Linked DNA regions of Homo sapiens: region 2 is linked to region 1. Evidence: chromatin loops called from intact Hi-C (ENCODE). Cell type or tissue: mammary epithelial cell. All regions are shown on one strand.

Region 1 (5,000 bases):
TATGTTTATATATTATAGTTGTTTCATTGATTCAAGAAGCATTCATTAATCACCTACTATGTGCAAAACAGTGTGAGGGTAAAAGAAAGGCTAAATAGGTGATTAAAGTACAGCTCTTGTTCTGAGAGGGGTTACATGTAATAGGTGAGCCAACAATACTTCATGGAAGTAGAAAGGTGTGAGAACCTGAAGAATAAATGAGGGAATCAACATTTATTGGATGCTTACTTGGGCCAGTATATCTCCCATTGGCGCAGGTAAGCATCTAATAAATCTTAATCTTTCAATGTGGGGAAAATGTTATTTAAGTAGGTGGAAAAATAGAGAATCAGAAAGAAGATGAAAGCCCAGCTAGTCAGCAGCTGAAGCACTCTTTCCATTATACCACAAGAAGCTCCAAGAAGGGAAAGATAACTTTTTGGTGAGAGGATGGATATGTATACATGTATGTGGGGTATGCAGGAATCGTTTTTAGAGGATTCCAGAGAAGACAGAGGAAGATCATCGCAAGGTGTGTGCCCAGGCTGGAGGGGAAAGTATGAGGTATGAATATGGAAGTGGGGCCTTTATGTGTCACAGTATTTTGTTGTAACTAATTTGTGCCAACTTGGCTTTGTAAAGACAGATATGTTATAATTAGTGCATGTGAGGGAAAGGGGGCTAGATGCAGAGCTCAGAGCTGGGAAGCAGACATGATAGTGGAGGTGAGTCTGGAAAAGGCCTGCATGAAAGTGACTGGAGGAAGGTGGAAAAGAAGACACATCTGAAGATGTGATGAAGATATTTAAACTAGAAGGACCGAAAACTGTATTGATTGCAATAAAACAAAGTTACGAAATGGCATTTTCCCCCTAATTTGCAGACAGCTCATCCCCCAAATCAAAACATGTTGTTTACCAAGTAATCACATAATATCACCAGCTGTTTGCAGTTATAGGAAGGCTTTTACATGTCTTTCTCACTTTCTCATACTTGAACAGGAAAATTCCCCTTTGCTGCACATTATTGCCAAGATATGACATATGAAAAATAGAGGCTTGAAAACCTAACAGTACATGTTCACTTTCGGCCTTAGGAAAAAAATCAAGATTGTATTTTAAAATTTGTTCAGAGTTCTGGAAATCAGCTTTATTTTCCTTTCTAGTTAATTCTAATCTTTCAACATAGCTTTTACCTCTAAAAGGGACTTCATTCCTACCCTATTCCTTGAAATCGTATTAGTGCTAAATCATCTATGGTTTCACTAATCCAAAGCCTTACAATCTCTAAATGTACACAGATATTGAACAGAGTTTTTACCTTAGATAAATCTGGGTGAGGTATAAGTAATGCTCTTAATACTGTAAAAGATTTTTCTGGCCGGGCGCGGTGGCTCCCGCCTGTAATCCCGGCACTTTGGGAGGCCCAGGCGGTCACCTGAGGTCGGGAGTTCAAGACCAGCCTGACCAACATGGAGAAACCCCATCTCTACTAAAAATACAAAAATTAGCCAGGCGTGGTGGCGCATGCCCGTAATCCTAGCTACTTGTGAGTCTGAGGCAGGAGAATCGCTTGAACGCGGGAGGCGGAGGTTGCAGTGAGCCGAAATCGCGCCGTTGCACTCCAGCCTGGGCAACAAGAGCGAAACTTCGTCTCAAAATAAATAAATAAATAAATAAAATAAAAAATAAAAAAAGATTTTTCTAACCACTAATTTTACAAAGACAGTATCACCACTGGTTGAGTATAAGAAGAGCTGGCAAAAAGTTTGTGGGCAGGTAACACTTACTTTTACATTAACATTATTTCTAATTGTAAATTTTCCTGTTGTTTGAATTAGATATTTTATCTGCTTTGAGGGTGTTTGGGTGTGGTTTTCTTTTCTGGACAATGTGTTAGGTAAAAGAAACTCAATGCATGCGTTATGTGTAAGAAATTAAGAATACCCAACTTTATCTTCTTTGTTCATAATTCATCCTTCTTTTGGTTATCTAAGACTAAGTAAATGAAGTTTTTATATATAGTTAGGGAAATGGGTTATCATTCTTTATCAAAATCATCTTGGTTTTAAACAGGATTGAAGCCACATAGTATTGGATTCGACAGATACTTTCAACCCCCAAATTCTATGACCGTACTTTCTCGCTACACATTCTTTTACATGGTCCTCTTGAATTAAGGATGAAATAAATTTGCCATCTTTACATTTTCTGACTTTTCACATCTCTGCAAACACAGAGGTAGAGAGGAAAAAGGTCTAAACATTAAAAATCCGCACCTTTGCCAAGGTAGTGTACTTTTCCCTATCTTCTTCCCTTCCGTCCACACCTTACTTTTCTTTAAATCTAAATTCTATATGGAGATAGAATTACATGAACTAGTTTGGAAACGCATGCGTGTGTACACACACACACTCCTCTAGTGATCTCCGTTATCATCCATGCTTTGTATTATTTCAAATGTTTTTGCTCTTTTACACGCACCCCAAGTCCACACAATGAAGTGATTCTCTCTTCTAAACCTGTTTTTCTCTTTTCTCCTTTTCCTTTTCATAGCTAGGAAGTTGCCTTAAGATTTCTACTCCATATCTGTCAACAATTTTTAAAATCTGCATCTTTTCCCCCCAATGCTTGATGTACTTTTTTTTTTTTTTAACCACACAGGGTATCCAGACTCTAGATACTAACCTTGACCTACCCCTAGTTTCCTTATCCCTCTGGAATGGATTCTTGTAGTTTGTTTTCTATCTTTCATCACTCTCCTAACAAGCCCGTGGCTTATGCCATAGGAAGGCAGTGCAGTTTGCTTTTCCACGTGCAGAAGCACTCGCTATAGAATATATTTATGGTCTATCCGCCACTCAGCTCACTCGAGAAAGAGCTGTTAGTACAAGAACTGCCACGATGACATAATTTCTTACAGCATCCTTCCACCCTTACAGTGAAACTCCCTTCCTTCACTCCCTGCCCCACCTAGAGGGAAACTTCACAGTGATTCTAGTAGAGGCAAGTTTCTCGTTGAAATCCTGCGCAGTTGTTGATATTCTGCTGCTTTTCAAACTTGTGTTTTCACGTCGTTTCCATCCGGGTGTAGTGGAGTGTAAGGGGCTGTTTACCCTAGGCCCAGGATCGGATCAGGGAGTGGGAGTTGCGGCTGCATTCCCCGGAACAGAGACCGCACCGCAGCAACCACCAACCCCTCACCCCCGAGTCCCACTGGGTTCCCGACGCCCTCGCTGCGCCCGCGCCTTCCCGCTCCCGCCGCTGAGGCTACTTCACTCGAGCAGTGCTCCACAAATTTCAGACATTTCTTCCTCTTCGAAACCTCAAGACCAGGACAGACCCCTCCTCTGAATCCTGCTGCCTTCCTAAGACGCATCTTAGGCTGTGGGACCCCTCCTCTAGGTTGGACCACCCATCCCATTTTCCCCAGAACCTAGGAGTGGCAAGAGGCAGAGAACGCACCAGGCAGACGCCGCCTTTGTTGTCATTAGGAACGCACACCGCGCCTGAAGTGGCTGGAAACCGCCACACCGATGGGGAGCCCAGCTGGCCCTGGCTCACATTCGTGCCTTCGTTCTCATTTCCTGTTTCTCGGCCTCTCCCTTGTTTCTCTTCCCACCCCACTCCACGCCACAGTACAGCAAAGCTTTCTCTCTGCACACAAACTTCCCCTTCCCGGCCTTCCCACAGCCCTGGCGATTTCCCACGCGGGGCGGGCCGGGCCGGGGGCGCGGGGCAGGGGAATACTGTCGTGCCCGGAGCGCCGCGCTCACCTAGGATGGTGAGGAGGCGGGCCCACAGCCTCCCGCCTCCGTCCGCCGCGCGCCCCGCCCGCCCGGCCGCTTCCGCCCCGTCTGCTCCCCGCCCCCGCCGACCCTCCGGCTCGGCGCTGACCCCGCGCCCTCCGAGCCGCCGCGGGAACTGCAGGGCCGCCCGGCCGCCTCCTCCCTCTCCCGCCCCACAATCCCGCGGATCCGCTCCCCGGGGCGCGGAGGCGGGGAGGGAGGGGCTGCCGGGGAGAGCGTCAAGGACTCGGCTCCGGGCCGTCCGCTTCTTGGGGCTCCGCTCTGGGCGTGGGGCAGTGGAGCTGGACTCCCTTCCCCGCCGCCCCCGGGCCCCGCGGGGGTCTGCAGATCCCGCTTCCTCTGCCCCAGTCCTCCAAGTTTGCGTGCTTTCCCACAGAACTGGCGCAGGCAGGGGCCCCTTCGCTGGGGTGGCGAGGCCAGGCGCGCATCTCCGCCTCGCCCCCATTCATCCCGCCAAGGTGAAGCGCAGGGAAAAGGGGCGCCCCCGCTTCGCCCGCAACGTGCGTCGCTCCGGAACCCAAACAATGACTCCCCTGCCTGCCGCGCCCGGCCCTCCGCCCGCCCCACCGGCGCGCGGGGGGCACCGCCCGCGGGGCTGCCCCTGCCTGACCCCATTGTTGCCCGGCGCGGGCGATGCCCGGCGCCCAGGGGCGGTCCCCGCGAGCTGCCCCACAGTCCCGGCCGGCTCCGCCCACACCTTTCCAAGTTCGCTGGCGGGCGAGCCGCGGGGACGACCCGGGCGACAGCCCCCTCCCTCCACTGCGCGCCCCCACCCGGGCGGGTGCGGCGAGGGGTGGGGGCCCAAGCGGGCTGCACGCTTTTTGGGTCCCCGAATTCTCCTAAGCCTGTCTGGCGCGCTCTGACACAAAAGAGGAGACTTTCTCGCGGCTCGGCGCGAGTCCTTGCCCAGCGAGTTGCTCTCCAGGGGTCCCTCCCGCCGCAAGCCCCCGCGGGCCCCCTCGGCCGACGACTCCCCGAGCTCCCAGGGCCATGTGTGGGTTATTTGGGGTGCCGCAGCAAAGTGGTGCAGGTGAAAGGGAAGCGCTGCCGAGGCCCGGGGCCGGAGGGCGGGGGCAGGGGTGGGGCGGGGTGGGGCGGGGTGGAGGCGCCGCGGACCCAGCCCGGCGGTCCGGGCGGGGAGGCGAGGGCCGGGCAGTGGGTGTTGCCTTCTACCTCTGCGAGCGGGGAGGGGTTAGTTTCCCACAGGGGATTT
Region 2 (5,000 bases), 310 kb before region 1:
GCACTTCTACACATTGATTGTCCCAGCACTATTTGAATGTGTACTTATTTCTTTATTAAATTTCTCCTAAATACCACCTATAGAGCCACGATCAAATATTATCAGTTATGTAATATTCCAATTATCCACTTAGGTTAATTAATTCCAGCCATTTTCCTAAGTGAAGTGACCCAGAAAGAGAAAGTCAAAAGGCACATGCTCCCACTTATAAGTGGGAGCTAAACAATGTGTACACATAGACATACAGAGTGGAATAAAAGACATTGGAGGGGCCAGGCACAGTGGCTCACACCTGTAATCCCAGCACTTGGGGAGGCCAAGGCAGGCACATCACCTGAGGTCAGGAATTTGAGACCAACCTGGCCAACATGGTAAAATCCTGTCTCTACTAAAAATACAAAATTAGCCTGGCGTGGTGGTGCATGCCTGTAGTCCCAGCTACTTGGGAGACTGAGGCAGGAGAATCATTTGAACCTGGGAGGCAGAGGTTGCAGTGAGCCAAGATCACACTGCTGCACTCCAGCGTGGGCAACAGAGCAAGAATCTGTCTCCAAAAAAAGAGAGAGATAGAGAGAGAGACATTGGAGACTCCAAAATATAGTAGAGTTGCAGGGGTACAGGGGTAAGTGTTGAAAGACTTCTTATGGATACAATGCACACTATTCAGGTGGTGGGTACACTAAAAGTTCAGATTTCAGCACTATGCAATACACCATGTAACACAACAACATTTGTAACCCTAAATCTATAAAAATAAAAAACTAACTTCTAGGGCAATAAAATACTTTCTTTCCTGCAAATACAGTAATGTTTGCATATTAAGACCCTTCAGGTAGCAAGCACAAATTTGCCCTCAGAAAACCTCAACTGATAGAGTTTTATTATAAGGGGTGCACAAAGAAGTAAAAGAGATTGGAAACAGCTGCATAGCCAGGCTTCCAAGAGTATAGAATAAGTTTCAGCATCCTTCCACATTAACAAAGTTGGGCATAGTGGAGAAGAGAAATGCCATTCACTTTATAACATGGCCGTAAAGACTTCCTTTATGCATTACTCAGCATGGTTATCCAGCTACTCTCCGTTGCACCTTCCTGCTGTTGTTCTGGCTGCTCCTGATGAAATATTCTCTACTCTGCAATCTGCCACACAATTCTTCCTTGTTCGTAACATCTGCTACCTCATAATTTCTACTGGATTATTCCTTCTTCTTGCTACCTTCTCTTGTGCATCACCCATGTGATTGTGTCCCTCTCCGTGTATTTTATACTTAAAATCCCCTAAAAGAGAAGATCTTATCAGATTTGCTACTTAATTTTTGAGCCCAGCTCTCACGGTAGGCTCCCTCATTAGGGCCATGGACTATTCTGTAAATGGTTGGGTTTTAGTTGACAGTCATTTTAGGTCTAGTTCAAGGATGTCACTATTTGTGATTCAAATGGAACAAGGCATAGAGTTTTGTAAAAATGAGACAGTGAACATGGAAAGTTCTCTGTGGGAACTTAAAAAAGGCCTATAAGCACATTGAAGCATTGATCTATTTGACTTTTATTAGATTTTGTACCTCCTTGAATCTATTAAAAAATAGCTTTAAGTTTTTCATGCGTAAAGTTGGTTCTATTATTGGGCTCATCAGTGGGAAATGAAACCACCATGTAGGATCTGGATCACCATTAATCATCACTAAGCAAAGCAAAGGAAACTGGCTTAAGGAGCCATAGAGCATTTCCTGCTGCACCCATTTGCACTGTGTGCTAACCAGCTCAGCTAACCAACCCACTGGTTATAACACATAAACACACCCTTGTGCCCAAACACAGCCATCACTAGCAAAGTGCATCTGTGATGAATGAGATTCAATCAGCCTTCTGGCCTTCCAGGCTCAAGATAACATTTCTGCTATTGATAGTATCAATTTATAATTTAATTTCAGGTCCTAGCTCTTAAGAAATAAGGCTGTTTGTAGAGCTAAAATCTAATCCAGTTGAGGGTATTAGACAGAGTTCCATAAATTTCAATGACCACAAGATAGTCTGATCTTTTTAAAACTCAGCTAGAATGCATTTTATAAACCTGAATTTCTGAAATGAGTAATAATGAAAACAGTGATGTCAAATTTAATATTTGCTTATCCATTTACCCAGATGCATGAACTCACTGATCAGTCCGAATGTACTCTTTTTAAGAAAAGAAAAAAGAAATCCACCTGTAAGCTTTACAAAACGCAGGAAAAACATGGCTTCCTCTTAGGGTATTCAGTGAAAATTGATGCCATATCAATATGAGTTTATTGTTTGCTATTTATTTAAGAAAACAATACACGCTTATTGTGAAAGTTGCAAACAATAGAGAATGATAAACAGAAGTCGTTATTCATTGTTTCATTTATGGTTTCTTTTATGAGAGTCTGCCTTCTATATCTTTATTTAAGATGATCTGCGGCTGTACGCCCTGCCACCTTCAGCTCTCCTTGACTGTGGATGCCCCTGCTGCTCCCTGATTGATGTAGGCTTAGAGTAAGTTATCAGCCAGCTCCTGACCCATCCAAGGAGGATAATTTTATTGCATGTCTGTTTAGCCTCTGTCTGGTGCTCTCTTGAAGGCATCAATTCTCTCAGGTGAGAACCACAAATAAAATTTAAGAAATTCTCCCTCAGGCTAAGAGGTTAGGAATCATGCCAAAATTTCTCTGAATGGAGTCACTCTCTGCATAATCTCCCCGGCTCGGACCACCTCTCACAACTGTGTGCTGCTCTTTGATTAGAGGAGAATTAAAGACAATGTGGAGTCACTCAGGGGTTTGATTGGCCGTCGTTTTCTTTTCTGTTCCAGTTATCGTTTTGTTGGATTATCATAAGCGGATCTCTTGCTCCTCTCTTTCTTTTGCCATTTTTGCACATGTGGTTCCTACATAGGAAACCTATGAAATGACAAGCAACCATAAACAATAAGCATTGCCTCTGTCCTTCTTTTTACTGCACCACACCCTCCTCCTCTCCTAACAAAGAAATTTTGCAAAACTGCCTTTCTCTTCCTAGTGTAATGCAAAATCATTACATAAAAATTATAGGGTATTTTAGCCAATTTCTTCACTATACTGTGAGTTCTTCAAAGCAGTTAACCTGGGTTGCTGCCTGCATGCTTCTCTGTATTCCAAGCTTCTTCCTCCAAAGTACAAACAGGAGTGAATCAGCTCACGAAAATGGTCATAGCTGTGGAATTTAGCTCTTGGCATTTAGCCTCCCCTCTTTCTTCTCAGGCCAAGTTTCAACTATATTAATCCTAATGCATTGTAATCTGAAATAATACAAATGGAAGTTCCTTATAAAATAGATTTCTTCTCTGCAAAACAGGACAAAAAAATTATTCACCCTTTAAATGTAAACACTTTAAATGTAAACCATGAGTATGAAAAATAATCATTGTTAATTTTAAAAAACAGTGTCCTGACCAAAAAAAAAAACACCACATTTTTGCTAATCCCAAATTTTGGCTATATTTTTAAAATGCAGATTGAGTTTTGCCAGATTGCCAAATACTTTATGGAATATCGTTGGGCTGACATCCATAAAAATTGGCATCTAGTCCTGGTTTTACCCCTATCTCATTGTGAGAGTTTGAGCAATTTATTCCCCCTCTTTTCCTATTCCATTAAATGAGAAGATTTGTTAAAGAGATTGTTAAAATCCTTCTCTTTCTTCATAACTCATAGGCATCAGGATAGAACACTCACCTCCCTCCTCCCATGTTTTCATATGGAAGAATTTCCAGAAAGGGTCACTTGAGGCCTCTCACTCACATCTCCTCTGACTGATGAGTTTCCAGGGGTGTCCAATCTTTTGGCTTCCTTGGGGCACACTGGAAGAAGAATCGTCTTAGGCCACACATAAAATACACTAACATTAGTAATAGCTCTTGAGCAAAAAAAAAAAAAAAAATCGAAAAATATCCCATAATGTTTTAAGAAAGTTTACAAATTTGAGTTGGGCTGCATTCAAAACCTGAGCCACATGCGGCCCACAAGCCGAGGGTTGGATAAGCTTGTTCTACAAGCTCATTCCTGTTTGGACATGAGCTTGATCCCCAGAAGCACACTTACTCTATTCCTCTGTGCCTTACGTTTTCTGCTGGAAAAACTGATGGTTTTCTAGTTCAGACTATGACTGGGTAAGTAAATTGAATTCTGGAGTAAAGCATGAGCATATTGCAAGTTATATTCTTCAGAGAACTTTATAAAGTGGGTAATTTGATGCTCATTTGCCCAACTTCTGTGATTCTCTCTCCATTGGTTCTAAACCTGAAGGGATAGGAAATAACTATTATATATTAAGCCCACTAAAATATCCTAATTAGAGGAGCAAGGGTTTGATGAGAACAACTAGAATTGGGAAAGGAAGGAAAGATGGAAGGAAGGAAGGAAGGAAGGAAAGAAGGAAGGATGGATTGGAGAAAAATTTATGTATATTTGTTGAATGAGTGAATAAACTGATGAACAAACAAATTATGTGTGTTATTTCATAGCAGAACAATTTTACATAGCACTGATTTAAATGAAGCAATCTAAGAAAAACAAAGTAGGAGGCATCACACTTCATTTAAAATTATATTATAAAGCTATAATAAGCAAAACAGTATGATGCTGGCATGAAAACAGATGCATAGAAGATAGAAAGCCAAGAAATAAATCCAAGCATATACAGTCAATGGATTTTTAACAAGGTCACCAAAAGGACACAACATAGAAAGGAGAGTTTCTTCAACAAATGGTTCTGGGAAAACTAGATTTCTACATACAAACAATGAGATTGGACCCTTACACCATACTCAAAAATCAATTCAAAATGGATTAAAGACCTGCATGGTAGACCAGAAACTATATAACTCCTAGAAGAGAACATAGAGAAATAGCTTCTGAACATTGGCCTTGGCAATAATTTTTCTTTTGATATTACACTCAGGCCACAAATACAAAAGTAAACAAATGGTCCCATGTCAAACAACAA

What was found. A loop is a pair of places that touch in the nucleus more often than their neighbours do. Peaks named below come from ENCODE experiments on the same cell type or tissue, not always from the same donor. Only the 100,000 strongest peaks of a DNase experiment are listed, where the experiment ranks them.
Region 2: it touches region 1 in a loop (8-fold over the local background); 5 of 110 quality-filtered maps call a loop at or near these places.

The regions. Positions count from the first base shown.
Region 1 is chr13:74,134,413-74,139,412 of GRCh38, reverse strand. It overlaps a transcript of KLF12 not described here. Among named protein-coding and RNA genes, the nearest start is that of KLF12, 2.5 kb to the right of the region's middle. RefSeq lists a silencer at 3,513-5,000. In mammary epithelial cell, a CTCF peak has its summit at 2,962; DNase peaks (open chromatin) are centred at 2,952, 3,572, 3,922 and 4,972; H3K4me3 peaks cover 2,298 bases; H3K27ac peaks cover 2,228 bases.
Region 2 is chr13:74,442,015-74,447,014 of GRCh38, reverse strand. No RefSeq gene overlaps it. Among named protein-coding and RNA genes, the nearest start is that of LINC00381, 25 kb to the right of the region's middle. In mammary epithelial cell, no CTCF peak of the experiment used is centred here; DNase peaks (open chromatin) are centred at 1,734, 2,664, 3,194 and 4,054; H3K27ac peaks cover 2,771 bases.